Regions from separate parts of the Mus musculus genome. Here all the other regions are linked to region 5. Evidence: chromatin loops called from intact Hi-C (ENCODE). Cell type or tissue: left cerebral cortex. All regions are shown on one strand. Region 1 has its middle 86 kb from the start of Gm40624. Region 2 has its middle 6.6 kb from the start of Gm31202. Region 3 has its middle 280 kb from the start of Gm46220. Region 4 has its middle 40 kb from the start of Hdac2. Region 5 overlaps Marcks (myristoylated alanine rich protein kinase C substrate). Region 6 has its middle 28 kb from the start of Rfpl4b. Region 7 has its middle 260 kb from the start of Gm31330.

Region 1 (4,000 bases), 1.1 Mb after region 5:
GTGGCTCTTAAACAATGCAGAAAGATTCTTAAAATTATTTTCTTTTATGAGTCACAGGCATTTGTACATCTACGTGGGTATCTATGATGTTTCAGTATATGTATACACTGTGGAGAGTGATAGTGTGTGGAAGACACCTTGTGAAGTGCAATAAGCCAGGCATAGAAATATATATGAGTCCCCATGATCTACATTATATCACCCATTTGTGGAATCTGAAAATGCTAATGCTGTTGAAGTTAAAAAAAAATTAAAGTAAAAAACAAAAGCAGAATACTAGAGTCTCACTCGCTGTATAATTTTAAGGACAGTACTTCACTACCCCCAAGCCACCATTTCTGGACAATTATGTGGCAGAGCTGAAGACTAGAACTCTTTGGGCATCTGATGCAATTTCATTTTTTCATAGTACTAGTTCTGTTAAGTATCTAAACTTCAAGGATGGTGTGTTTTTCTGCTACTCTGACTGGCTAGTCTTCTCCTCCAGAGTGGGAGGTTCCCAAGCCATTCAAGACTCACCTCAAAAGAGCTCTGCAATGGTCATCAATATCTGTTTGAAGAGTGTGTTGCTATAGTAGTCTTGTAATAAAACAGAACATATTAATGTAGAATTAGATACTTTTATTTTATGGGAGCACCGCTAACCATTTGAATGTCTGGTAAAACTTCAAAGAACCATAGGTAATAGGATGCTTTTATTCCCCCAGAGAAATATCATTCCTTTAAACATCGTTCCTGGGCATGTTCTAGAAATAAGATTGTATTGGCATGCTCATGTTAACAAAGGCAGAGAATCTCTAGGTCTTCTGGAACATTAATTTCTTAGAAAACAAAGAATACTTTTTTGTAAGCAGAAAACACCTCAAAATACTTTCTAATCTGTATATAAAAACTCACCTACTACAGATCACTAATTCCAAATTAGAGAGGCAGTTTTGTCCTCCAAGAGACATTTTAAAATATCTGGATTTTGTTTTCTTTTCACAAACTGGATAGAGTGGATAGAAAAAGCAAACAAGTCTTTACATAATTGCCCAATAGTATCTCTCATGTCAAACTATAAGCAGGAGCACTCAAAAGGCTTTCCTTTGTAAATTACAGGTAATGTTGTGCATCTACAAGGGTACTCTAGAAATTTTTCTTTGTTCTTAATTCTACAGCACTTAATTTTTTTTTAACTTCCAAGAATATGTAAGTAAAGTAAGTCCTTATGCAGGACTTACTTTTATTCTTGTGCCTAACTTATTGAACTTGGTCTCCAGACACTGACATTGGCCAATTGCTTTTGTATAGAGACTGGAGATATTGTTAAACACCTTAAAACACACACACCAGTCCTCCACAGCAAGGAAATAGCTCTTCATGGATTGGCAAGGTTGCATTCAGAAGCCGTGCTGTTGGTCACAACTAGAAAAAAAAATCTTGCTGGCATATGCAATAGTGTCTGGGTTTAGTGGTTGTATATGGGATGGATTCCTGGTGGGGCAGTCTCTGGATGGTCCTTCCTTCTGTCTCAACTCCGAACTTTGTCTCTGTAACTCCTTCCATGGGTATTTTGTTCCCTATTCTAAGGAGGAATGAATTATCCACACTTTGGTCTTCCTTCTTCTTGAGTTTCATGTGTTTTGCAAATTGTATCTTGGATATTCTAAGTTTCTGTGCTAATATCCACTCATCAGTGAGTGCTTATCATGTGTGTTCTTTTGTGATTGGGTTACCTCACTCAGGATGATATTCTCCAGATCCATCCATTTGCCTAAGAGTTTCATAAACTCATTGTTTTTAATAGCTGAGTAGTACTCCATTGTGTAAATGTACTACATTTTCTGTATCCATTCCTCTGTTGAGGGACATCTGGGTTCTTTCCAGCTTTTCTGGCTATTATAAATAATGCTGCTATGAACATATTGGATTTAACATTTAAATTCTCAAATGAATTAGTTCTATTATCTGTTAAACAACATTTTCTTACAGGGCCTGTGTATTGGATTGTCTTACAACACAGACTTGTGTCTTCATGTTACTAATATAACTCCAGAGGTTCAGCTAAGAAAGCTCGTTCATGCCTCATGTGACACTCTTTTGTTCACTGTGTCAGTCAGGTTTGCCAAGGGTTTTAGGAAAGATGAAATAAGAGTGAAAGGGTATTGAATGTAATATTAAAAGTCGGTTGTGCATGTCTATATTTTCAAGTTTATTCAGTAACTTTTCTTGTTTTGTTCCTTATTACTTAGATGTAATCAGGTTTATTTTCGACTGTTGGTTTTTTTGGTTTTTGTTTTTGTTTTTTGGTTTTTGTGTTTGTTGTTGTTGTTTGTTTTTGTTTTTCATTTTCTGAGGTAATCTCAAATCAGTATCTGGGCAAACCATAATGGAAACATGTTAGTGGATCTATCCTTATTCTTGCAAGACTGTAGCACCACCTGCAGGGAGCCAGAGGCACACTACTATTATCTAGCAAGTATGGGTATACAGTGTGCTTGACATAAAAGGAGAAACAGACCAATCTAGAAAACTAAATCAAGGAAAAGATGAAGAAGAAGAAGAAGAAGAAGAAGAAGAAGAAGAAGAAGAAGAAGAAGAAGAAGAAGAAGAAGAAGAAGAAGAAGAAGAAGAAGAAGACCAAGAGAAATGTTTGTATTTTGCAACACATTTAAGAAATGAGCATTATCGAATTGCTCTGGCTAATACTTCAAGTACTATGTTGAAAAGGTAGGGAGAAAGTGGGCAGCCTTGTCTAGTCCCTGATTTTAGTGGGATTGCTTCCAGCTTCTCTCCATTTACTTTGATGTTGGCTACTGGTTTGCTGTAGATTGCTTTTATCATGTTTAGGTATTGGCCTTGAATTCCTGATCTTTCCAGAACTTTTATCATGAATGGGTGTTGGATCTTGTCAAATGCTTTTTCTGCATCTAACGAGATGATCATGTGGTTTTTGTCGTTAAGTTTGTTTATATAATGGATTACATTGATGGATTTTCGTATATTAAACCATCCCTGCATCCCTGGAATAAAACCTACTTGGTCAGGATGGATGATTGCTTTAATGTGTTCTTGGATTCGGTTAGCGAGAATTTTATTAAGAATTTTTGCATCGATGTTCATAAGAGAAATTGGTCTGAAGTTCTCTATCTTTGTTGGATCTTTCTGTGGTTTAGGTATCAGAGTAATAGTGGCTTCATAAAATGAGTTGGGTAGAATACCTTCTACTTCTATCTTGTGAAAAAGTTTGTGCAGAACTGGAGTTAGATCTTCTTTGAAGGTCTGATAGAACTCTGCACTAAACCCGTCTGGTCCTGGGCTTTTTTTGGCTGGGAGACTATTAATAACTGCTTCTATTTCTTTAGGGGATATGGGACTGTTTAGAAGGTCAACTTGATCCTGATTCAACTTTGGTACCTGGTATCTGTCCAGAAATTTGTCCATTTCGTCCAGGTTTTCCAGTTTTGTTGAGTATAGCCTTTTGTAGAAGGATCTGATGGTGTTTTGGATTTCTTCAGGATCTGTTGTTATGTCTCCCTTTTCATTTCTGATTTTGTTAATTAGGATTTTGTCCCTGTGCCCTTTAGTGAGTCTAGCTAAGGGTTTATCTATCTTGTTGATTTTCTCAAAGAACCAACTCCTCGTTTGGTTAATTCTTTGAATAGTTCTTCTTGTTTCCACTTGGTTGATTTCACCCCTGAGTTTGATTATTTCCTGCCGTCTACTCCTCTTGGGTGAATTTGCTTCCTTTTTTTCTAGAGCTTTTAGATGTGTTGTCAAGCTGCTAGTATGTGCTCTCTCCCGTTTTTTCTTGAAGGCACTCATAGCTATGAGTTTCCCTCTTAGAAATGCTTTCATTGTGTCCCAAAGGTTTGGGTACGTTGTGGCTTCATTTTCATTAAACTCTAAAAAGTCTTTAATTTCTTTCTTTATTCCTTCCTTGACCAAGGTATCATTGAGAAGAGTGTTGTTCAGTTTCCATGTGAATGTTGGCTTTCTGTTATTTATTTTGTTATTG
Region 2 (4,000 bases), 220 kb after region 5:
GACTTGCTAGGATCTGAGTATATACATTCTTTCACCTGAGAAGCTGGAAATATTAACTCAAATGGTACAATCTAAATAAAAACAGATTGCTCAATATCAAGTAACTTACTTCACATGGGAAACCCAACCCAAATGGGAAGAAAAGGATCATAAAAATAACAATGTCTAGGAAGATTTTATTTCAAAATATAGTTCATGGCCTTATCTATTCACTCCTTTGTTTATTATTGATTGATTGATTGATAGACTCTGTCTTTAGGTTACAATTGCTATGAAGAGACAACATGACTAAGGCAACTTATCAAAGAAAGCATTTAATTGAGAGTTTGCTTACAATCTCAGAGGGTTAGACTATGTTCATCATGGTAGGGAGGCAGGCAGGCATGTGCTGGAGCAGTAGCAGAGCACTTGCATCTGATTCACAAGATGGAGAGAAAGAGAGAGAGAGAGAGAGAGAGAGAGAGAGAGAGAGAGAGAGAGAGAGAGACATGAAGTGGGCTTTTGAAGCCCCAGAGTCCACCTCCAGTGACACACTTCTTCCAACAAGGCCATAACTCCTAATGCTTCCCAAACAGTTCCACTGACTGGGAACCAAACATTCAAATACATGAGCCTATGGGGACTTTTCTGAGTCAAACCTGTGGCAGGATTTTCCCTCTCCAATTACATTAAAATTTTAGTGCAGCAGGAGGCCTGTGATTGGACAGGGAAAAGGGAGGTATAGCTAAGAGTTGAGAGATGGGATGGAGGGAGAGACAGGAAGCAAGATCTATGGACAGGATGATGCAGAACCATCATGGCTTTGAATAGCCATGGGTAGATATGCTACTATATTGGGATAAAATAATTGGGGTAACTTGACTAATCTAGGTGGGCAGCTTGTATCAGTATCAATTGGCACAGAAATTATTGTGTGGCCATCTTGTGAATTGAGAATTTATTGATATATAAATCTTACTGGTTAATTATAAGCTTCAAGACTTTTGTTTTACTGTGTTACTGGAATATGGTACCACAGACCATAGGGGTTTGTGGTTTTAGGAACAAGCCACTGAGGCAAGCGAACTGGAGCTAGGAAGACTGCAATCAATTGCTGCATGGGGCTAGCCATGGAGGCAGTGGGGTTGGCGGGGTAGAGAGTAGCCGGACTTAGTGCGAAAACTTGTTCTCTTTTAATGTTTCCTGCAATACACACCACTATAGGTTCTTACCAGACAGTGTAGTCTAATCTTGAACATACAATCCTCCTGCCGTAGCTGCTAGAATGCTGGGATTATAGGCATGTACCTCCATTCCTGACATTGCTTTAAAACAAAACAGAAAAAAAAAAAAAAAAGGTCATTTCCACTGCTTTATTTGAAAATCCATGGTAGCCAAGGATGGTGGTTCGTGACTTTAATCCCATTGAGTGGCACAGTCAAGATTTCTGTTCATTTGAGGTCAGCCTGATCTACATAGCAGGACAATCATGGGAGAGCACAGTCAGCAGCACCAGTGAATGGGAAAAGATATTGAAGCCTTTCTGCTCTGGTCTTTGACCACGTGCCCAGACCACCACAATCCTACCATTTGAGATACACCACCACAAACACAGTGAAACTATGTACCTAGGGAGAAAACGGCACATGCTGTGGATGGAGGAAAGCCTGAGCACTCTTCATTTTTAAGAGCTGCCAAGCTTTGCTGCTGGCTAATGTTTACATTCACAGAGGAATGTGATTGTAATATTGAGCTCATGCCTCTGGAATGTGCATTTTAATAAGAGAAATGCAGGCTCCAGTGTGATATCTCCATGTCAAGTTTTGCGTACATGAATGCACATACAGACACACACATACACACACACAGAGGCACACACGGAGGTAGGCAAACCTGTGATGTTTTCCAGCTTAAACGGTTGAGAGTTTTTAATTAAATGCAAAGACTAACACTTATCGTGCAGAAGGAGAGGATCTAAGCCTGCAGTGTTTGCAGCCACAAGGGATACCCAGTGTGCATGGGCCATTTTTGAACACTGAAGGAGACAGAAGTACCTCAGGATCAGCTGCAGCATCAACAAATCCCAGTGACCTAGATTCAGCTATAGATAATGAACTGGTGGCCTGTGTAGCTAGCTCTGTACCAACAGCCTGTCTGCAGTTCCATGGGCTGCCTGGCAAACAGCGCTGATCCATTTCACCATGACAACCTTGGCTGCTCTACTAAAGGCTGTGTGCAGGGAAATGCTCACTGTCAGCATTGTAAAGATTCCAAAAATTAAGTTTACTCAGATTTTTTTTTTAAATACACATCTCAAAAATCCAACTAAAAAGACATTCTTTAACAGTGTTGGAAGAGCTGGAGAAGGCAGATGTGCACAAGTGTTAGCCTTCTCTAAGCCTTACATTATCAGCAAAATGATCAACATTATGTCTTACTCAGCCAACGGCATCATGATAAACGTGCATCTAACCAAAATGAACGAGTCACTCTCTGAAAGAGAGAATGTACAAGTCAAAAGCCTAAGGAGTTATCTCCCACTGCTACACATATTCTGATCTTTTAAAATAGAAAATATGGAATCAAATAATTTCACAATAAGTAAATGGAAGGGTTTAAGTGGATTTACTAGAGCCTTGCCTCGGAGTTAATGTGTGCAGAATTGAGTTTCATTGGAGAACGACACTAGTATGCCCCTTGGGGGGGCGGGGGAATGGGTCTGTGCTTTGGTAAAGGAATTCCATTTAGGGAGAGCAATTTAGGAAAATCAGGCCCTGGTATGTGCACATGATCACATTAAAATGTTACCTCGGCTTGTCTGATGAAAACCACAGCCCCAAAGTGATCGCATTTGCAGACCTTTATACTGAACACCATGTGCTGAACTCAGCATCCCCTTTTTGTTGAGTTAGTTCAGGAAGGTAAATCTTAGAACCTCCTGCACTGTTGCTGTTTTGTGCACAGGAAAGGGAGTCACAGCAGGCTAAAGAATGGCTCAGGGCTTATTACCAAGGCTGTAGCTCAGGCCTGAGACAGAGAGTATATTTACTCAGGTAGAGTAGATTAACATGTGAGTTTTGTTTGTTTATTTTAGGAACAGTGTCTCACTTTGTAGCTTAGGTGTGCTAGGTAGGTTTTGTTTGTTTATTTGATTTTGTTCCGTTTTGTTTTGGTTTGGTTTTGGTCAACTTCATATAAGATAGGCTTACTTGGGAAGAAGAAGCCTCATTTAAGAAAATGCATTCACCAGATTGGCCTATAGGAGTCTGTAGGGGGCATTTTCATGATTAATGATTGGTCTGTGAGGACCTAACCCACTGTGGGCAGTGCCACCCCTGGGCAAGTGGTCATAGATTGTATAAATAACAAGCTGAGCAAGCCATCTAGAGTAAGCCAGCAAACAGGGTTCCTCCTCAGCTTCTGTTTCAGTTCCTGCCCCAACTTCCCTCAGCCATAGACTATGATCAGAACACTTAAGCCAAACAAATCTTTTCTTCCATGAGTTGGTCTTGGTTTTTTATTACAGCAAAACAAGCAACTAGGGCACCAGGTCAGCCTTGAGCATGCTACATAAGCCAGGTACTTCCCCTTTGAAGGAAGGGAGTGAGAAAAATCATCAACAGTTTAGGAAAAGCAACACAAGGCAATTTAGGGGAACCTACAAGGAAAACAATAGCATAGCCTGGAAAGATAGATCATTCACTCTCTTCTTTAATGGCAGAGATTGCAGCAACATCCCCCTCAAGTCTTCAGCTGCTAGAAAGATTTTCTTCTTCCCACAGCTGCCTTCTGTCCCAATCCCCATGTCTCCTGGTGAGCTAGAACCAATCTCTATCATGTGTCAGAAGACCGCCTTCCTTTTAGAGAAGTGTCTAGCTCTGTTTTCAGCTGTGTGACTGTTGTTTTTCACCCCATGTCCCACTGTCAGTGAATGATGTGTTAGGTTATCTAAATATGTAATACCTTGTTGTAGATCAACCAGTATTTCCAAAACAATAAACACTGAAATGCATCAAACATG
Region 3 (4,000 bases), 640 kb after region 5:
AAAGTTTTCCAAGACCCCATAAAGCAGATTCAATGGGATGAGATTCGAATCAGTGTTCAAGCAATGACCATTCATCTAGCTACACAGTACAAAATTTATCAACAATTTCAAAGGTGATACACTTATTGAAGGCCTTTTAGGGAAATTAGTTTTGGTGCTAATGAAATCAGTGCTCTTCTGATAACCCCAAGGCACATGGACAAGGTATATCCTGGAGACTTGTATGCAGCAGGGTTCAAAAGGAAGACAGTGAGTGACTTCTATTCTAGCAGCCCCCACAATAGCCACCCACTCTGTACATGTGAAAGCCTGCTAGCTCAGAGAGGCAGAGAAAGCAACCAGATCACCTTCCTCCACAGCCATCTGATGTCCCCAAAGAAAGCTACTTCTCCATACCATCTCAAAATACTCTTTAAACTCAATGTCTGCCCCCTCCTTCTATCTGTCTTTCAGACTCTCTCAATCTCTATGGGTTCTTTCTATGTTCGCTTCTGGTCAACTGGTTGACTGCTCTGCTGCTTGACTTTACTTAATCCTGTTTACAGTATTTAAGCATAAAGTTCTTGCACTAAAGGTGTGTACTGGGGCTGAACACACCACACTAGAAACAGGTTTTGCTAGCAAATAACATGATCTCGGAGTACACAGTGGGACCAAATATCTTGACACCAAAATTTCACCTTCTTTTATGTGACAAAGCCCTCAAAAATCTGTAATTCTGTTATTTGTCCACTAGTGTCTCTGTGTCTTCTTACTGTCTTTGGAGGTTTTCTTGTAACTTTTGGTCAGTGGGCATCAGCACACGTTATCGCATGGCTACCTCCATTTCTGAGTGAGTTATAGAAGTTTTACTTTCTCGGTATATTTCTCAAATTCTATTTTCTATAATTTTTCTCGATAAAATCAGACAGTTTTGTCATTATCCTCACACCTTTTACCATCTCCGTTTATTATGTCTTTGACAATATTCAACTCATGAGTTTATTTAATATATTTTATATCAGAGAGCTCTATATCCTCAAAGTAGTTATAGGTTTCTCAGAGCCTGGCTTGAACAAGACATTATTGTATGGTGATATGGGGAAATATAGCAGGAGGCTGAGCATCTCTGACCCTTATACAACATTTGGGGTACTAGAGAATGCTATTGTCTTCAAGTCCTATGGCAGTGTCCTCACCTAACTGCTTCTAAAATGATTTCCATGTGTTCACTTGCAGCAATGAGTTGATATTCCTGGAGCATCCTCCCTTCTGGATGGTTCGCTATAAAAAGTTCAGGAGTGTTCTGGCAGATTTATAATTGTACTTAATCAAAATGCCACTGTTATGGCCAGATGAGAATTTAAGCACCATACACACAGAGAAATCTGAGCCCTGTGTCTTTGCTGCTCTGTGGAGGACCAGAGATCTGAGAAGAGAAGAGAGTAAGTGGAACTTGGGTAAGTGGCTAGAGTTGTCAGAACAAGGGGGGAGGGTAATGCAGATATCATGCCATGTGCATGCATATGTGTACAATACATTAGGCAGCAGTGTTGTGATGATTCTTCACCACAGCCTTTTCCAGACACTCTGTAGGCAGTTCAATAGCTGCTTAGCTGCAGAACACTTAAAATTATGCACAGTTGAAATCTCTGTGAGCCACTCTCCTGGCTGCAGTCTGCAGGAGGGAGACATACAATACATTTGCTTCTCCCCATGCATTTTGACAAGTTTTTAAAAAAGGCATCAGGATAATGTTTGCATGCATTATGTAGCTAGAAGAATGAAAACCCCATTACAAGATCTGAAATTACTAGGCTCCCTTAACATGACATAAATCACGCCCATCTGACATCCCTACTTCAAGCTCTCATGTTGCAGGTACCAGGCAGAGTATGCAAATGAAGCTTTGCATCTTCTTGGCAGAGGACAAAACTCAAACAGCATGATTTAGAATGCAGCTACTTCTGATACCCAAAGATAGGAAAAACACACTGTTCTTTGTGGACTCACACTCATGCTTGGGTCTGTTTTAACTGCCAATGACCATAATAGCTTCATGGTGTCTTATTGATCAGAGGGTTTAATATCCTTATCTAATGGAGTACAGGCCATATGAGATGTTTATAACCCCGGCACCTCCTCTGAACAGTTAGTAATGTGCACTTGGCTATGTGTAATAGGACTCTAATTTCCCAGGGGAACCTGGCACATCCTATCAGGAAATGCTTTTACCATGATTTAGTAATGCTCTCACCAATCTGGAGTGGAATTGTCTTTATATGTGCATTTGCACACTTGATTGTTTAAAATTTGACTGGTTAAAATTTAATGATAATGGAGCATTCTTTTTCTTTAATTCCACGATGCACATTTATTTGTTTTATAAGGCTGCTATATCTGTTTAATTCTTTGAAACATCTTTTAATGGTGGTGTTACTGCCTTGGAAGTTCACATGATAAAGTAAACTACTTTAAGAGTGTATGTGCTCTTAATGAAACATAAAATCCAAATGCCAATTGGTTAAAATACTAAGAAATATAGTTTCTAATTTTACTTTTCTCAGGTTGACATTAGCCTAAAATTTCTTTTTAACATTTTCTTAATATTTATCTTCTTTTATCAAAAATACACTAATTAATAATCTAAGTGTGCACATCTTTATGTGTCTGTGTGTGTTTGAATGTGTGTATGTCTGTGAATGTTTGAATTGTATGATGTCTTGTTAACAAATACTAAGATTATTTTTATTTTAAAAGACTTTTAATAATAAAGAGAGAAGAGTATAGTACCAAAATTCTCCCTGAGCTATCTATTGACTTATTAAAAGTAAACATATAAATTGTTTTCATTGTTATAAAAGGCAAAGTTAGAGAAAAATAGCTACATTAAAATTTACTACATCACTTCAATCTCATTCTTCTTTAACTATTTTGTCTAATCATAAACAAAATAGAATTAAGTTCTGAGTTGTGCAATTTTGCATATGTGTATACATGCATAAATAGAGCTGAATACGTATGGACATGTACTTTTATATGTACATCTGCGATTGTGTGTTTGTTTGTGTGCTTTTATGTACATGATTGTGAATGCTGGATACATAAGGATGAGAATATAGTTGTATACGTGGATATCTGTATATGTGCATGTGTATTTGTGTATGTACATGTCTAGATATGTTAGTGTATTTATAAATGAAAGCATTTTGTGGAGATTACATTTTAGGGTAATTTTCAGGCTGTCATCAAGTTACTGAACTTATAATTATGTCCCTAGAATTTCCATAGTCACATGGAATGCAGAGGTCCTGTCTGTTCAGGACCTTAAAAATGCATCCTGCCTACAATATGTGTGAGAGAAAGATGGAATAGAGACTGAGGGAATGGCCAATCAATGATTGACCCAACCTGAGACCCATCCCATTAACAAGAACCAAACCCTGACACTGTTAATGATACTCTGCTATGTCTGCAGGCAGGAGCCAAATATAAATGTACTCTGAGAGTTCCATCTGTCAGGAGATGGAAACAGATGCAGAGACCCACAGCCAAACCTTAGGCAAAGTTCAGGGAGTCTTGTGGAAGAGTTGTGGGAAGGCTTGAGAGACGCAACAGGGATAAAGACTCCACTATGAACCTACAGAATTAACTAACATGGACCATTGGGGCCTCCCAGACACTGAACCACCAACCAAAGAGCAAACATGAACTACATTTAGGATCCTTGCATATATAGAGGAGATGTGCATCTTCATTTGGGTCCCAACAACTGGAGTAGCTGTGGCTGTCTACCTGTGGATCCTATTTCCCTAACTGGGCCACCTTGTCTGGTCTCAGTGAGGGAGTATATTCCTAGTCCTGCACTGACTTGATATCCTAGGGTAGGGGAGAATAACTATGGAGGGCCCTCCTCCTTCTCAAAGGAGGTAGGGAGAGGGGCTGTGTATGTGTCTGGGGTACCAGGAAGAGTGATGGGGCTGCAATTAGGATGTAAAGTGAATAAGTAAATAAATTAATA
Region 4 (4,000 bases), 120 kb before region 5:
TAGTGCAGACCTAATTCAAATAGACCTAATTCCAATCCTCCTCAAACTATTCCACAAAATAGAAACAGAAGGTACTCTACCCAATTCATTTTATGAAACCATAATTACTCTGATACCTAAACCACATAAACATACAACAAAGAAAGGGAACTTCAGACCAATTTCCCTTATGAATAGCAAAACAAAAATACTCATTAAAATTCTTGCAAACCAAATCCAAGAACTCATCAAAAACATCATCCATCATGATCAAGTATGCTTCATCCCAGGATGCAGGGATGGTTTAATAAAGAGAAATCCATCAACATAATCCACTATATAAACAAACTCAAAGTCAAAAAACACATGATCATCTTGTTAGATGCTGAGAAAGTATTTGACAAAATTCAACATCTATTCATGTCTTGGAACGATCAGGAATTCAAGATCAATACCTAAACAAAATAAAAGCAATATACAGCAAACCAGTAGCCAACATCAAATTAAATGGAGAGAAACTTGAAGCAATCCCAATAAAGTCAGGGACTAGACAGGCTGCCCACTTTCTCCCTATCTACTCAAGATAGTTCTTGAAATCCTAGCCAGAGCAATTAGATACAAATTGGAAAGGAAGAAGTCAAAATATCACTATATGCAGATGATATGATATAAGTGACCCTAATATATATATATATATATATATATATATATATATATATATATCCCTAAAAATTCCACCAGGTAACTCCTAAATCTGATAAACAGCTTCAGTGCAGTAGCTGGATATAAAATTAACTCAAACAAGTCAATGGCCTTTCTCTACACAAAGCATAAACAGGCCGAGAAAGAAATTAGGGAAACAACACCCTTCTCAATAGTCACAAATAATATAAAATACCTTGGTGTGACTCTAACTAAGGAAGTGAAAGATCTGTATGATAAGAACTTCAAGTCTTTGAAGAAAGAAATCAAAGAAGATCTCAGAAGATGGAAAGATCTCCCATGCTCATGGATTGGTAGGATTAATATTTTTAAAAAGGCTGTCTTGCTGAAAGCAATCTACAGATTCAATGCAATCTCCATCAAAATTGCAACTCTATTCTTCACAGAGTTAGAAAGGGCAATTTGCAAATTCATCTGGATTAACAGAAAACCTTGGATAGCAAAAACTCTTCTCAACAATAAAAGAACCTCTGGTAGGGGCTGGTGAGATGGCTCAGCAGGTAAGAGTACCCGACTGCTCTTCCAAAGGTCCTGAGTTCAAATCCCAGCAATCACATGTTAGCTCACAACCATCCGTAATGAAATCTGACTCCCTCTTCTGGTGTGTCTGAAGACAGCTACAGTGTACCTACATATAAAAATAAATAAATCTTAAAAAAAAAAAGAACCTCTGGTGGAATCACCATGCCTAACCTCAAGTTGTACTACAGAGCAATTGTAATAAAAACTGCATGGTATCCGTACAGAAAATGTCATTCTGATTGTTATTTAAAATGAGAACGAGATGTTTCCTGTTGGGTTCATTGTGATATTCAAGTAAATGGCTATGTAATGCAGCTAACAAGGTAAGAAGGCAAAGGGTTGTGGAATGGTGTGAGAAAAATGTCGTCCACTTCAGGTGTTTTTATCAATATCAGATGGGATGATTTCAAGCTTTTGTTGAATTTGATGCTTTCTGATTTCATATCAACAGATAATGGTACATACAGAAGCAGTCTTCCAAGGCTTCGTTTCCTGGAGGAAATGAATAAATTTTGGCAAGCTTATAGAAATACTAATTTCCTCGTATTTGACTAATTATAATCTTAAGGAAAAGATGGTCAAGTGGGTCAAGGAAAATGATTACTGTTTATGGTCATAGTAATGTAAATGTTAGAGTGGGAAATTCACAGCCTTCTAAGCTGCTCTGTTGCTTGTCTACTATGCTGCCGCAAGATGGCAGTGTCTCCCTATAGAACAAGGGTTGAAGAGTGTATGTTTTCCAGTAGTCAGTTGTTTAAACACACAGAAGCACAGTGCTAAGGAGCTTCTTTCTTTTCTAGATCTGAGGATATAACCCAGACCTTGCAAGGAAAGTGCCCAACCACGCAACTGAATCCCCAACCCAAGATTCTTTTGAATGTATAGTTTAATTTGGGTTACTGATGGAGGTTTTTCTGTAAATGAGATAATTTTTACACTAATTTCCAAGTTTATATCCATAAAGCACTGTGTCTGATAGCAAATCGCTATTTGAGAATTTTGTAGTTGGAAGTAGAGTAGAACCGCATATTAGAGTTGAAGGAATTTTTATTTTGGCCAGATGTAGAACATGTTAATATACATAATGGAGAGTGGAGAGCTGTCTTCCAGGAACTCAAGTAATATGGTGAAATTGAGATTTAAGGGAACTGGAACACTGTCCCACGGCTGCTGTTTCTGAATCTTTGAATAGAGTTATGAGTGAGGGGTGGGAGGGTGCCTGCCACCAACCAAGCACAAGGCCTGGTTTAGGCTCCGGAGCTCCATAGTCTGGACTGAATAAATGAGGGCGCAGTCTTGATGATAGTCTATTTGTTCATAGTAATTTAAGAGTATTTTATTCTAAATATTGAAAATGGGTGTATGACTTATATGATGTTATATTTTTTTTTTAAATAACAAAGAACCCCCCCCCCCACACACACACACACACATACAAAGTTATTAGCAGATAACAAGGCTGTTCTGCCTTGTGTCCAGTGCTTTGTGTTTAGGAACAAGGCGAACAAACTATGACTGTAACCTAAGTCTATATTTTTAAGTTGTGATGTGTTGGGTTTATTGATAAGTTTCTAGCATCAGTTGTGTATTATCTAACACGTCACCTTTTTCTCTCTTCAGAATTCAATATTTCAAGGGTCACTTCTCAGCCATGTGGCACTCAAAACTCAGAGCTCAAACACTAGCTGTTCACTGAGCCTGCCTGCTCAGTGCAGGTGCGGAGAGGCAGTGAATGTCATCAAAACCAAGCTGGGTGAGATGCCTCCTGTGCTACTCGGCGCTCAGGAGGGTGGACAGAAAAATCAAGTTCCAGGACAGCCTAGGACACAGTAAGCCCCTGACCCAAAACAATAAGCAAACACACAAACCGCGCTTCTACTTGACAAAGGCCTCTTTCTTCCAGAGAGGAAGCCACCAGGAGCCAGCAAAACCAACCACCGATTTGAAAAAAATGAGAAGCCCAACCTCACACTCACAATCCTTCTGCCTCAGCCTCCTGCACCAGCTCGATTTTTTTTTTTTTTTTAACTTACACTTAATGCTACAGGCTGTGTGAGAAAGTCATGTCATACCAACTACTCAAGCAACCCACCCTGGGTAAAGGTCAGGAGCACCCACCTCACGTGTATTTCAGAAGTCTTTTTCTTATTTAAAAGGCTAGAGCTGGGTGTGGTGGCAGGCACATGCCTTGAGTCCTAGCACCTGGGAGGCAGACACCTGTGGATCTCTCTGAGTTCAAGGCAAGGCTAGCCTGCTTTACAAAGCCAGTTCCAGATCAGCCAGAGATATGTACAGAGACTCCACCTCAAAATAAACAAACAGATAATATAATATAATACAATATAATATAATGTAATAAACATGATATACAATAGGCTGGATTTCAGGTAGCTTATAACCACCTGTAACTCCAGCCCTGGGAGTTGATGCTCTCTCCTGAACTCTGCATGCACCTGTAAACACATGTGCACAGACTCATTCAAGACCCACACAGACATTTATAATTAAAATAACTCTGTAAAACCACTTAAGGGGACAAAGTTCTTACATCTGTCTTCCCCTCGTCCTAGTTTAGCACCTACCGCCTAACATTGTTGCACTGGGGGTGAAGTGTCCAAGGCATGCCCTTTAGCTGATAACTAGGAATGTGTTCCCACCACTCCCTGCCTTATACAGAGCCTGACAAACCAGATTCCTTTCTGGACTTTAAGTCCTCATTAGTCCAGAGAGCCAATCTGGTTTGTCACAGTTGGATTTAAAGATGAAATGCTTTTGC
Region 5 (4,000 bases):
ACAGCCAAATGTACTTTTGATGGCATGCAAGGCCTTCCTAAAAAATTAATCTAAGACCTAGAAGTCAGCCTCAGAACATAAAAAAACACAACAAATTTGTACATTTTATTCACATTTATTTTTTTGCTTTTAGTGTGCTCACAGAAAATTAGAACACCTTAAGCAGGAGTTGAATAGCAATGCTTGTAAGCAACGTTACATTCCAGCTCTATGTCAAATTGGTCAAAGCTCCTCCAGTATTTACAAAACACGAGAGACGAGATGCTACACAAAACCATTGCATCTGAAGATCTGTTTCTCCTTTATTCTCAAAGACAACTGGAAAGGAAAGCATTGTCTGCTGTAATCAAAAAACATACCACAGTATAAACAGTAACCATTCCACGTATCACAGCTTGGTTGAGTTTAAAATTTTGTGTTTAAAAGGTCCAAGATGACTGCAGTTTTACAAAAATGGGCAGGGTGGAGACTTGCAAACTTCATGTGCTTCTGAAGGATATCAAGATTTGTTTTTATACAATAGTCACAGTTAAAAACACCCTGCTGGTAATACATAATTACACTTTATTAAGGTCATAAACCAGCAATAAACAATAAAGCCTATACAACTTGTAGTTCTACTTAATCACTGACTGGTACAGCTAACATGAGATAAGCAGGAAGTTCCTATGGTTTACATGAACTCCTAAGACTATGATCTTTTTTTTTTTTTTTAAATCTGGGTATTGGTGTTTTTATTTTTTTCTCTTTCCTTCTTATTCAAAACGTGTAGTGTTGTAAACCTGCCTCACAAAATACATCGTAATAATTTTTCTTTAAAAAAAAAAAGAAAGAAAGAAAGAAAGAAAGAAAGAAAGAAAGAAAGAAAGGACAAGAACCCTAAGCCTTTACACCCACCACCATTTTAGTGGCATATTATCTTGGCAATGTTATGCACTGCTTCAATTTCCCATAGTGGCCCCTATCACTTCATTTGTTATTCCTTTTGACCCACCCATCTCCTTCATATATGGGTATGTCTATAGATCTGACAAAGAAAGTTTACACTTTTTTAATAAAGATGCAAAGTATGCAAAAAACATTAATACTGATGCCAAAAAAAAAAAAAAAAAGTAAAAGTAAAGAAAGAAGGCAGAGGAAGCTGTCTAACACGTCCTCGGCCTGTCGGAATGGTGGAAACAACTATCTGAGATGGGATCTGTGGGGAAGGGGGCTTAAAAAAAACAAAAAACAAAAAATTTGCTGCTTAAAAAAAATGTGAAATTTAAAAAAAAATCTTTAAAATCAATCCCTGGTTGTAGACAAGTTCTCCAAAACCAGTACCTGGCACCACTCCAACAAACAAACTGGGGGGAAAAGTTCTTGAATTGCGTGAGGGCTCTGGAGCTTACTCGGCCGTTGGCGCGGGGGGCGCCTCCGGACTGCACTCGGGCTGCGGCTCCGGCGACGCGGCGGGGGCTGCGGACGCCGCGGCCTCGTCGGTGGCAGCGGGCGCCTCCTGCTCAGGCCCTGCGGCGGAGGACGCATCGCCCGCGGTGGCGCCGGGCGCGGGCTCCTCCGCCTTCTCCCCCGCCGCCTCCGACTGCTCCTCCGCCTGCGGCTCCTCCGCCGCGGGCTGCTCCGGCTGCTCCGGCTGCTCGGGCTCCGCCGCCTCGGCCTCCCGGGGCTCTCCGCCCGCCGCGCCCTCGGCGCCCGCCCCGCCTGCCTGCTCCCCGGGGGCCGCGGCCCCCTCGCCGCCCGCTGCGGCTGCAGCCTCGTCCTTGGCGCCTTCCGCGGTCGCTCCCTCTGCTTCAGCGCCCTCGCCCGACTCCTTCTTGCTCTTCTTGAAGGAGAAGCCGCTCAGCTTGAAGGACTTCTTGAAGGAAAAGCGCTTCTTTTTTTTTTTCGGGGTCTCGCTGCTGGGCGACGGCGCGGCCCCGTCCTCCGCCTTGGGCGACGACGTGGAGGAGGCGGACGCGCCCTCGGCCTCGGCGGCCGGGGAGCTGGGCTCGGCGGGCTCGGCCTCCGCAGCCTCCTTGTCGGCCGCGCCGGCGCCCGGCTCGGTGGCCGCGGCAGCCTCATCCTTTTCGGCCGCGGCGGGGGTCGCGGCACTGCCGCTCGCGGGCTCCTCCTTGTCGGCGGCCGGGGCGCTGCCGTTGGCTTGCAGCTCCTCCTTGGCGCCCGGCTCGGCGGCGGCGGGAGACGCGTCCCCGTTCACTTTTACGTGGCCATTCTCCTGCGGGGCAGAAAGAAAAAGACGGGGGCGTCACTCGGAGCGACCGACCCGCGCGGGGCAAGCTTCCGTGCCCGGCGGCCGGGGAGTGGACACAAGTCGCCCACATTCTGAGGCCTGCATCAGGTTCCCTTCCCTCCGCCTCGAGCAACGGGAGCTCCCGGGGCTGCGCGTTCCCGGGTGGCGCCGGCAGGGGGCGCTGCTCCTCCACCGCGCGGAGCGCAGCGGGGCGCGGGCGGGAGGGCGCCCAGGGGCGGGGCCACCCCACCCTGCCTAGCCGGGCCCTGCCCGCAGGCCGAGGCGCCCCCGAGCTGGGGATCGCGCAGCCCGGGAGTCCGCAAACAAAGCTCAGGTGGCTGCCCCGGTCGGCCTCTCCGAGGCTCGGCAACCAGCAGGGCTGGGGAAAACCCATTATGTCTGAAGTCTGGCCTCCGCTTCCACGCCCACCTTCGCCCATCATTCTGCAAATTGGGGTGCGCCCGGGCAGCTCCTTTTTGCATTTTTAACGGGTTTAAAGGCTCTTGACAGAGCACGTCTTGCCCCGGTAGGTTTAGAGCAGGCCTTTTTTTTTTTTTTTTTTTTTTTTTTTTTTTTTGGCTCTAGGAAAAGAGGCGTGGTGGGTGCTCGCTGTTTGGAAAGCAGCCACCCATGGCCGACCTCTTGAGCCCACCCAACCATGGCTCTCTGCCTGGGTCGCAGCAGCACTGAGGCAATCCTCGAGGGTGGCCAAGGTGCCACTCACACGAACAGTCCAGACCAAAACACCAGAACTGCTCCCTTCTTGGCAGGCAGGAAAGGGTCTTCAAAAACCCACTGAGAATTCCCACCACACCAGGATACCATTTGAAAAGTCATATGGGTGTGTAATTACACAGCTACCAAAGGGGGAGGGGAAGGGCCATCGCAAAGGCACTTGGAAAAGCTGCCTGTCCGGCTCTAACCAGCCACCTTTCCAAGAACCCGAGGCATACTGCCTCTGGATACAATAAGACAAGCCTTCTCAGCTTGCCTTTCTCCACCGCCATCCGCGTTGGCTCCCCCCTTCCTACACACACATACACACGCGCGCGCACACACACAACCACACCAGAAATCTCAAAGACGACCCAATCTCGACAATAAATACGTGAGCCACCCAAACACCACTGTGGCCCCAAATACAAATGCAACCTGGAGGGGCGTTGGGGGGGGGGTGCATCTAACTAGTCACGTTCAGCCAATCTCCAAACCACGCCATTTTAGACGATTTATCACTCTTCCTCCGGTCTACTCAAGAATTGGCCAGGATCCTTAGGAACCACTCCTTTGGGGTGGGGGTGGAGGGTACCCTTCCTATGAAAAATTGACAATTTAGGCTATCATTACCCATTCAACTTTCAGACTAGAATCTGGCTAGGCTCCCCTCCCTCGAATGCATCTCGGGCGCGACCAGAGGGAAGACGAGGCGTCCAGATTAGAGAAAGACACCCAAGAAATGCCAAGAACCACAGGTAGAATTTACCTGCCCATTTGCTTTGGAAGGCGACGAGGCCACAGCCGCCTCCCCGGGCCTCTCGGCGGTGGCTTCTCCCTTCGCTGCGGTCTTGGAGAACTGGGCACCCATGCTGGCTTCTTCAACAAAGAAACTCAACAGATCCAAGAGAGGAAACAAAGAGCCTTCGGTTGGTGTAACGACGGGGCGAGCAGCAGCAGCAGCAACAGCGGCGGCGGCACACACACCGGAGGGAGGGGGTGGGGGTGGCGAGGAGGACAGAAGAGACCCGATTAAATACTCCGGATAAAAAATTT
Region 6 (4,000 bases), 1.7 Mb after region 5:
CTTGCCATCATTTAGAGGAAGAAAAATGGATCAAAAGTGAATGTGGGCTGGAGGATGGGTTCACTTGCTGGTCTTGCAGAGGACCAGGGTTCAATTCTCAGCACCCATGTGGCAGCACGCAACTGTCCAGTAAGACTAATGCCCTCCATAGTACAAATATGAACTCATCGGCCTAACACTTATAAATATAAAATAATAAAATAAGCTCGGGGTGGTAACACAAACCTTTAGTCTCAGCCCTCAAGACACAGAGAATGGAGAATCTCCATGAGTTCAAGGCTACCCTGATCTACAGAGTAAGCCCCAAGAAAGCCAGGACTACATAGAGAGACCCTGCTTCAAAAACAAAGAAATAATAATAATAATAATAATAATAATCTATTTTAAATATCTATAAGGATGACTATGGGATTTCTGAGATAGGTTCAGAGTCTCAAGAATAAAATTTGATTTTACAGAGGTGTCAGTGAGCTAAGTACTTCTGTAGCAACCATAGTCCCAAAGGTCAGGAGAGGGATTTGGAATAGCCATGGACTTAGAGGTGATTAGCAGATAAACAAAACTAATATCTGGGAGTCAAGGACTGAGATGGCCCATTAAAAAGCAATGTGAAAGAAGGAAGGGAGGGGCTTAGACAGAAAACAGCAACATCTAAAGGAAAGGAGGAAGTAAACGTATTGTGAAGTCTGTGCGCCAGGCCTTGAGAAGAAAGCTCTCTGCAGCCAACCACACCACTCTTCCTTCCGAAAGCTCTAGTGAACTCAAGCAATTCTGATAATACTCAGTGGGTTGACCTAACTAGGCCAGGCTCAGATGCCAGCATAGTGAATAAAGCCAGGAAAAGCCAATGTGAGACTTCCAGGAGCCCCAGAAATTGGACAGAGATCTAAAACCTAAATGGACAAAAACAAGTGGGAAAATAAATGTTATGTGGCAAGTGAAAAGGATGGCGGGCCACACACACTGCAAACAGAAGTAAGAGCAGCTCCTCCAGTCTGAGGACGCAGCTCCAGACAGGAGGGAAGGTGTGAGGGTGCCTGTGTGTCCAGTAGAGCACAGTTCTCACGCAACATCTCTCCTTTCCCCTCATAACTATTATTAGTTTAAAGACGTTTTATAAGTATCTGCTGCTTCACTGAGTCAGACTTCCTTGACAAATATTTAGTAATGAACATTGTATTAGAAAGGACTTCATTGCTTTATCATTACTGAATGGACATAATAACAGTTTTAATAATCTTTTGCAAAATTATCTCAAGTCCCTATATCTTCTGGGGGACAAAATTTTAACTATGTTAAGGTGACTAAGTAATTATCAAATTTTAGGGTAACTAGTATGTAAAAATAGCTATGTGTGTGTGTGTATATATATCCCCACCTATACATTCATTTCAAGATTTTTTCACCCCCCAATGCTAAAAATGCAAACTATAAAGTCTTAATATAGAGAGAACTTTGTTGTGGAATGTCCAGAATGCTTACTCATAGATTAACCAGAGAGATACGGTTTTAATTAAATTAATAAACTTGTGTGAAGTGTGAAGAGGGCAGTGTATGAGGTGACTAGGAGATCATGCCGGGCATTAAAAGGGAGTTTTAAAATGTAATTGTTTTTCAGGATTAGATTAAATAAGCTTAATGGTCTTTGGTGTCAGAGGCAATTAGAAAACAACAGTTTACTGCTTCAGTTAAAAGTGATTTCTAAGACTTCTAACCTCTTCTCCCTGGGTGTCAGTTGCCTCTCCCGACGGAGTCACCTGGGAATCTGTGTGGCAGGGCGCCATCTACTGTGCACCTTTAGAACTGCGGCTTCCGACTTTCTTTGTGAGGCTTGGTCCTCTGGGTGAGGACAGCAATGATTTTCCTTGAGAGCTTTTACAAGTGCTATTTTTAAAAAAAAAAAAAGAAAGAAACAAATTAAAGATTACCGTGGATGCATTCAGATCCATAGGATTCAGATTTGAACAATTAAATTAGACAAGAAGTTTCCTTGCTGTGTGGAAATCAGTTTGTAAAACTGGTGATTACATTCTTGGCATCGCTGAGAACAGACAAACATTCTGGAGGTTGTTTTCCTTTTTAATCAAATCCCAAAGCATACAATTCTAATTAAGATGTCTGAATTATGTATTGTACAAGAAAGAGGAATATTCATGTAGGCTTGTTTTATTTATAAAAGAATGTTTGCATGACTCTCTTCTGCTACGGTCAGACATCAATTATTTAAAGTCAAGCCTTACATTTGGCCCAGTCTCTCCTTCTTTAATGTTAGTACCTAACTTCCAGCCAGTCTTCTGCAACAATGATGCCACAGAAGAGGAGAGATGCATGATACTGAACCATCACAGGAAGCGTTTTAGCTGAGCTTGGAAACAGTACAGATAAACAAAGCAAGAAATTTTGATGGGATGCATAGTACATCCAACTCACCAAATCACCAGAACTACCCGATGTTGGAAGCCGACACGGGGCTCACATGAACCAGGTTTCACCTGGGAGGCAAGCGGGAGCTGAAAAGACAAGGGAACTAGGCAATGGAGCTAAGTCAAGATTCCTGATCAAAGCTCAAATGTTCAATGGCAAATGCACTTATAAACGGAGTTGGGGGGGGGGCATTCCTGCCAATTCATTCTTGGAGCCTGGAACCAGCTGCAGGTGACAACAACGCTGCAGGATAGGGTGCAGTCTCCGGAATAGCTCAGAGGCCTCTCAGCAGGTAGCAGTGGCTGAACAATAGAGTGATCTAGGGAGGAAGGCTCCACCCTAGGTAATCTCCTTAGTGGCAGCAAGGTCAAGTTCTGGCTCAGCCTGCTTGGAGGCTGGGGGAGGCTACAACCGGAGTCTCTGGTGGTCTTCAAGATAATATAGCTGTTTGCAAGCCATGTCTTGTGTACACAGGCACAGGTACATAATAATGCTGAGCTATTGCCTGCCAGCCAAGGCTAGAGAAGCTCTATGCATTAAGAGTTTGAATGTCAGCCAGGCGTGGTGGCGCACGCCTTTAATCCCAGCACTCAGGAGGCAGAGGCAGGTGGATTTCTGAGTTCGAGAAGAAGAAGAAGAAGAAGAAGAAGAAGAAGAAGAAGAAGAAGAAGAAGAAGAAGAAGAAGAAGAAGACGACACCAGAGTCTTGATGGGCATGGGGAAAAGAGGGCACAGGTTGAGGGAAAGAGGAAGAAACGGGTGTCTTGGATGGCAAGGGGAAAAGAGGAGAGAATAAAAAGGTCCTCAAAAAGAGGTAGGTGTTCCTCTGCTCACTCTTGGTCTTATCCTTAGTCTTCTCCTCTGAAGATTGAGGGGACTCTTTAAAGACACAATTTCATGAGTAACAAGAATGCATTCCAAAAATATAGCTGTCTTTTGCTAACTTGTCAAATGAGAATCTCTTAACACAGTTAAAACACTGAATTAACACATGGAGGATAACTAAAATCCTTAACCTCCCTTAGAAAGATTGCAAATCCAAGCTTATATGGGGTATATAGGTCTGGTATTATTTTCACTAAGACTAGGAGGGTTTGAGAAAATGGTGGTAAAATTGTGTACTGAATGCCATTCAGTGGTGGCAAGGCTGAAGTCAGACCTATACCATAATGTGGTTTTCCACTGAAGCTACTTGGCAACCATCAGACACATTCTAACATTCAATTCCTTGATTAGGTCAATGTCAGATATTTGCTCTGTTGACTTATTATTATAAATTTAGTAGTAAAATTAGAGGTTTTATTAAATTTAAGTTAGAAGTAAATTAAAACTACAAGTTCAGTATTGGAGATGAGAGTCTGGTTTCCAGGAATCTCTTTCTAACTATGTGGACCCAGGGCAATGTATTTAACCTTTCAGACTAATTCTCTCCAGATGTAAACTGGGAGTCAAGAAATTATAGAGATGTAAGAAATAGCATGTGTGAAGGATTGATGGTTCTAGCATGTAGATGCCTCCCTAGTTACCACAGTGGTTACATGGAAGATGGGGAATTTATCTCTGCATCTCATACATT
Region 7 (4,000 bases), 560 kb after region 5:
CATGAGGTTAGATACTAGGATTCCTTTGACTAAACTAATCCTGGAAAATGAATCTTTATGTTAGATGATATTTTCTAGGTGGATCCTAGAATGAGATTTTTAAGTATAGGTGTCCTTACAAGTATCATTACAACAAATTATACAATTAAATATTAACATTATGAACGTTTTTAAATTTTTAAACCTCCCCTCTGTGTGTGCGTGTGTGTGTGTTGCATAAATGTGAATGTAGGTACATTAATGACACAGTGAGTGTGTAGAGGTCAGAGGACAACTTTGTGGAGTCAGTTCCCTCCTTCCACCTTTGCGTGGATTCATATGACCAAACCCAGTTACTGAACCATCAGCTATATACTGGAAATCAGCACTCTATCAATAAAACAGGAGATGTGCAATCCATTAGAACTGTTATTACTTTATTGATAAGTGACTAACAGAACTTCCTTTTCCCTTGGCCTTAGCTTCTGTGACACTACATGCTAGTCAAATACATCTGTGGTCACACATCTGAGATTTGGGGTTGACATATGGATGTTTCTTCTGTTTTCTAAGTCATATATTCGTTGCTACATGGGGAAGTTCTTTTGCAGGCTGCCCATATTTCACAAGCTTGGCCATCTGGATACCTGCAAACATTTTCTGGGAGGAGCTCCTACTTCCTAGAGCCAGGACTCATTGCCTTGGTCAACTCCCCCTACCCTCTTAGCCTGACAAAGAGGATAGTAAGATTGCATGGCAAAGGTTCCTACCCGAATCAGACCCAAACATCAAAGGAAAATTTTCACTGAAAACATTCTCTATGCTTTTTTATTTTTTTTTGTAAATCTTAATCTTTTCCTTTTCCATTATAATATATATAGAGATAGATATTGATGGTTTCTGGTTTGAGAGAATGCCATCTCTATGACTGACATGAAATGGCTTTTATAAAACTTTTATCCTGATCTTATAGTAATGTGTTCCTTGGAGAGAGTACTGAATTAGGTGGAAATGCTGTTAGTGTGCTTAACATTATATTGTCTTTGTGCTTCAGTGTTTCTGGGCCCTGGACTCTATTTTCAACCATGCTACATTATAGCATTATATCATCACAGGGGAAACTCGTGATTTTCCCAAAGGTCTTTAACACTAGTGGTTAATTTAGTGATTATATCTGTGAAAGATAAAGATGTAAGGACATAATCCTCCTTGTAGACAGAATTGCATTTTTACACTCCCCGATATTTAGAAGGATTGACTTATGTTACTTTGGTTCTGGCTATGTGATCATAGTCCAGCTACTCAGGATTCAGGGAGGCAAGGCCATTGTCCCCTCACTAACAGTGAGTTAGAAACAATGCTCCACCGTTGTGTTAGCTATTTGCAGAAGCAAATGAGCTTATAAAATCAGCTTAATAAACTCTCAAACTGATGCAAAGTTAACATTGGTCATTTGGCAATTGGATTGAAATTCAACTCACAAACAGTACCTTGGCTGCAATCAATGCTTATGAAAAGCACGAGCAGTTTGTGCAAACCCTGCTGTGCTTGGCAACTCTGCTCCTCAGCTGTGACTCCCAGGCATAATAAATGCATTGGTTTGAATTCTCCTGCTTCTTGTATGTGAGGTTTGTCTAGAGCTCATTCAGATTCAAGATGCACTTTAAGACAGAGTTAAGGGAGGAACTGAAGAACAGAAGAAAATCTTCTATTTCAAATTTGCTTATTGAGGTCCAGAGCCACCAGGCTGCTGATATAGATGGACATAGATCAGAAAGGAAAATAATATTGTTTGAAGGAGTTTAGACTTCACCTCTAGGAATAATAAAGGCCTTAGCAGTCAGCACTAGTTGGAAGCTACCCCCTTTCTGGATTTGTTTCTAAAATATAGTGGGGATTATTATTTCATTGCAATCACAGTTTGTCCAACTCTTTGAAGCCTTGGAAAGGGTACTGCAATAGTACAGCTATACTCCAGATCCATATTTATGAAAACAATATTTAAAAATTCCTTGTGTTCATTCACCTAGGAGTTAGCAATGGTATGGCTCTCAACTTGTCTGGGCCAAGACAGGAAAAGGAACTGGTTGGTTACTTTTGTTGTCATGTAGGTTCAGAGTAAAGAGAGAGTTACTGACCTAGAAAAAACCAACCCAACCCAACCCAATCCAAACCAAACCAACCCAACCCAAACCAAACCAAACCAAACCAAACCAAACCAAACCAAAAGGAACTGAATTCCATGGTCATATTATCAGTAGGACATACTCATCTATCATGAAGCTTGCCTGAAGCAGTGCTTTCTAGTCATGAAGGCCATTATATTTATGGGGGTGGGATGGAGGAATTCAACACAGATTTTACCCTGAAATGCTGAGACAGGGAATGATGCCTTTCTTCTTAAGTCATCTTCCTTTCCAAAATCTGCCCCTGACCTGCCTTGCCAGCCACAGAGAAATTTGTGCTGTAGTGGAGAAAGATAAAAGTCTGCCCAAGGGTCTGACTCATCATGCTTTAAATTTGTACTTCTATTTCAAAAGGGGCCCAACATGTAATTCCAGACAGCTTTTAAAAACATGTTGAATGTACTGAAGAATAAACAGCAGCAGAGTTGAAGTTCTGAAGCTAGGAGGTCCTGTGCTGTCTCTGCATCTTTTTTTATGTTTTTATGGTTTGTTTGTTTGCTTATTTTTACAGCAATGGTCATATGGTAATCTTGTTTTATTTTCGTGTCTTTTCAAGGCAGTTCTGAACTGAGAATACCAAGATTATTCAAGTCCTGTACTAATCTTTCAATCTTGTTATTGTTGTTTTTTTTTTGTGTGTGGCTGTTGTTGTTCTTGTTGATGATGATACTATTTATTCACTTCACATTCCATTCACTGACCCCTTCCAGTCATCACTTCCCACAGTCCTTCCTCCATCCTCCCTCCCTTTGATGTACCTAGGTAGCCCATAGGTACATCAAGTCTCTGCAAAGTTAGGTGCTATCACTTCTAATTTACTCATATGCACCTGAACTTAGAATTGAATAAACTGGAGATCTTTGCAAGAATGATCTTCTCCAAGTCTGGTGACTTTGATGTCAGACCTGAGTATTTTCCTTGCAGTACTGTGCCTCTCTTCTGTGACTGTAATATCCACATCACCCAGGCTTCCTCCTTGGTTATCAGTCTCATATTTACCTCTAAGATCTTGACAGACTTCTTTTTAACAGGTTCAACTTAAATGGATCTGAATAAAAATAAGCTGTAAGCATACATGAAATTACCATAGTAAGCTCACAATTCTTTTCAACTATGACACATTAAAAATTATTTCTTAAAAATAAACTCTTCACACCTTATAAACACAAGCCAGACCATTAAGAAATATATTAACAGATAGGGAGTAAGGTATATAAAAGGATAGTTTAAAGAGTATGCCCTATTGATTTTTATTCAAGTTTGTACTATAAAATTGGGTGAACGTGAAGACTATCTTCAGTTATAAAAAGGACATATTGCCAAAGGGAGGAAAAGTCTCAGCACCCATTAGGCAGTAGGTTTTATGTAAGGCAATATTACAGGAACGAATGCTCTGAGAGAATTGTGTTTCATTTGTCAGCATTGGAATTGTGTCTGTTTACAGTGAGCGTGGTCATGGTTACCCAGTGGTCTGTGTTCACACAGTTCCTTGGAAGTTAGAAATGTTGAACTGAAATTACCATTTCTTTCAGCAGGATCCCCAGGCACAAAATCTCTTATTGCCATCTAGCAGCCGTTGTTCCTGTCTAAGCTTCTGAGGAAATTTGCAAACATCATCCAGTTGCCTCCTTTGGTAATTATAGAGCCTCAAAGTGCTGGAAAGAGGTAGCATTTAATAACACACATTACAAACGCCGGGCAGTACAAACACTGCTTAAAGCACACCACTGCAAAGAGAGCTGCACAGTGGGATGCTCCTATTAATCAGAATGAATTTAATGCACGTGCTTATGCCAACTGTAAAAAGGTTACAAACAACAGCAGGAGAGGCAATA

Evidence for each region. A loop is a pair of places that touch in the nucleus more often than their neighbours do. Peaks named below come from ENCODE experiments on the same cell type or tissue, not always from the same donor. Only the 100,000 strongest peaks of a DNase experiment are listed, where the experiment ranks them.
Region 1: it touches region 5 in a loop (4-fold over the local background); 8 of 42 quality-filtered maps call a loop at or near these places.
Region 2: it touches region 5 in a loop (3-fold over the local background); 7 of 42 quality-filtered maps call a loop at or near these places.
Region 3: a loop joins it to region 5, with 2.6 times the contacts of the local background. A loop is called at or near these places in 13 of 42 quality-filtered maps.
Region 4: a loop joins it to region 5, with 4 times the contacts of the local background. A loop is called at or near these places in 9 of 42 quality-filtered maps.
Region 6: a loop joins it to region 5, with 5 times the contacts of the local background. A loop is called at or near these places in 8 of 42 quality-filtered maps.
Region 7: a loop joins it to region 5, with 2.6 times the contacts of the local background. A loop is called at or near these places in 2 of 42 quality-filtered maps.

The regions. Positions count from the first base shown.
Region 1 is chr10:38,266,917-38,270,916 of GRCm38, forward strand. No RefSeq gene overlaps it. Among named protein-coding and RNA genes, the nearest start is that of Gm40624, 86 kb to the right of the region's middle. In left cerebral cortex, a CTCF peak has its summit at 2,419 (motif pointing left); no DNase peak of the experiment used is centred here.
Region 2 is chr10:37,355,749-37,359,748 of GRCm38, forward strand. No RefSeq gene overlaps it. Among named protein-coding and RNA genes, the nearest start is that of Gm31202, 6.6 kb to the right of the region's middle. In left cerebral cortex, a CTCF peak has its summit at 2,147; DNase peaks (open chromatin) are centred at 2,148 and 3,353.
Region 3 is chr10:37,777,974-37,781,973 of GRCm38, forward strand. No RefSeq gene overlaps it. Among named protein-coding and RNA genes, the nearest start is that of Gm46220, 280 kb to the right of the region's middle. In left cerebral cortex, no CTCF peak of the experiment used is centred here; DNase peaks (open chromatin) are centred at 312 and 1,659.
Region 4 is chr10:37,012,541-37,016,540 of GRCm38, forward strand. No RefSeq gene overlaps it. Among named protein-coding and RNA genes, the nearest start is that of Hdac2, 40 kb to the left of the region's middle. In left cerebral cortex, a CTCF peak has its summit at 1,903 (motif pointing right); a DNase peak (open chromatin) is centred at 1,934.
Region 5 is chr10:37,134,721-37,138,720 of GRCm38, forward strand. It overlaps Marcks (myristoylated alanine rich protein kinase C substrate), which reads right to left. Exons shown (of 2, transcript NM_008538.2): 1 at 3,714-4,000; 2 at 1-2,215. The coding sequence starts at 3,815. The coding sequence ends at 1,388. Among named protein-coding and RNA genes, the nearest start is that of Marcks, 2.2 kb to the right of the region's middle. In left cerebral cortex, a CTCF peak has its summit at 2,396 (motif pointing right); DNase peaks (open chromatin) are centred at 1,473, 1,886, 2,418, 3,178 and 1 more place; H3K4me3 peaks cover 4,000 bases; H3K27ac peaks cover 2,921 bases.
Region 6 is chr10:38,847,535-38,851,534 of GRCm38, forward strand. No RefSeq gene overlaps it. Among named protein-coding and RNA genes, the nearest start is that of Rfpl4b, 28 kb to the left of the region's middle. In left cerebral cortex, a CTCF peak has its summit at 1,789 (motif pointing left); DNase peaks (open chromatin) are centred at 804 and 1,784.
Region 7 is chr10:37,690,605-37,694,604 of GRCm38, forward strand. No RefSeq gene overlaps it. Among named protein-coding and RNA genes, the nearest start is that of Gm31330, 260 kb to the left of the region's middle. In left cerebral cortex, no CTCF peak of the experiment used is centred here; a DNase peak (open chromatin) is centred at 1,538.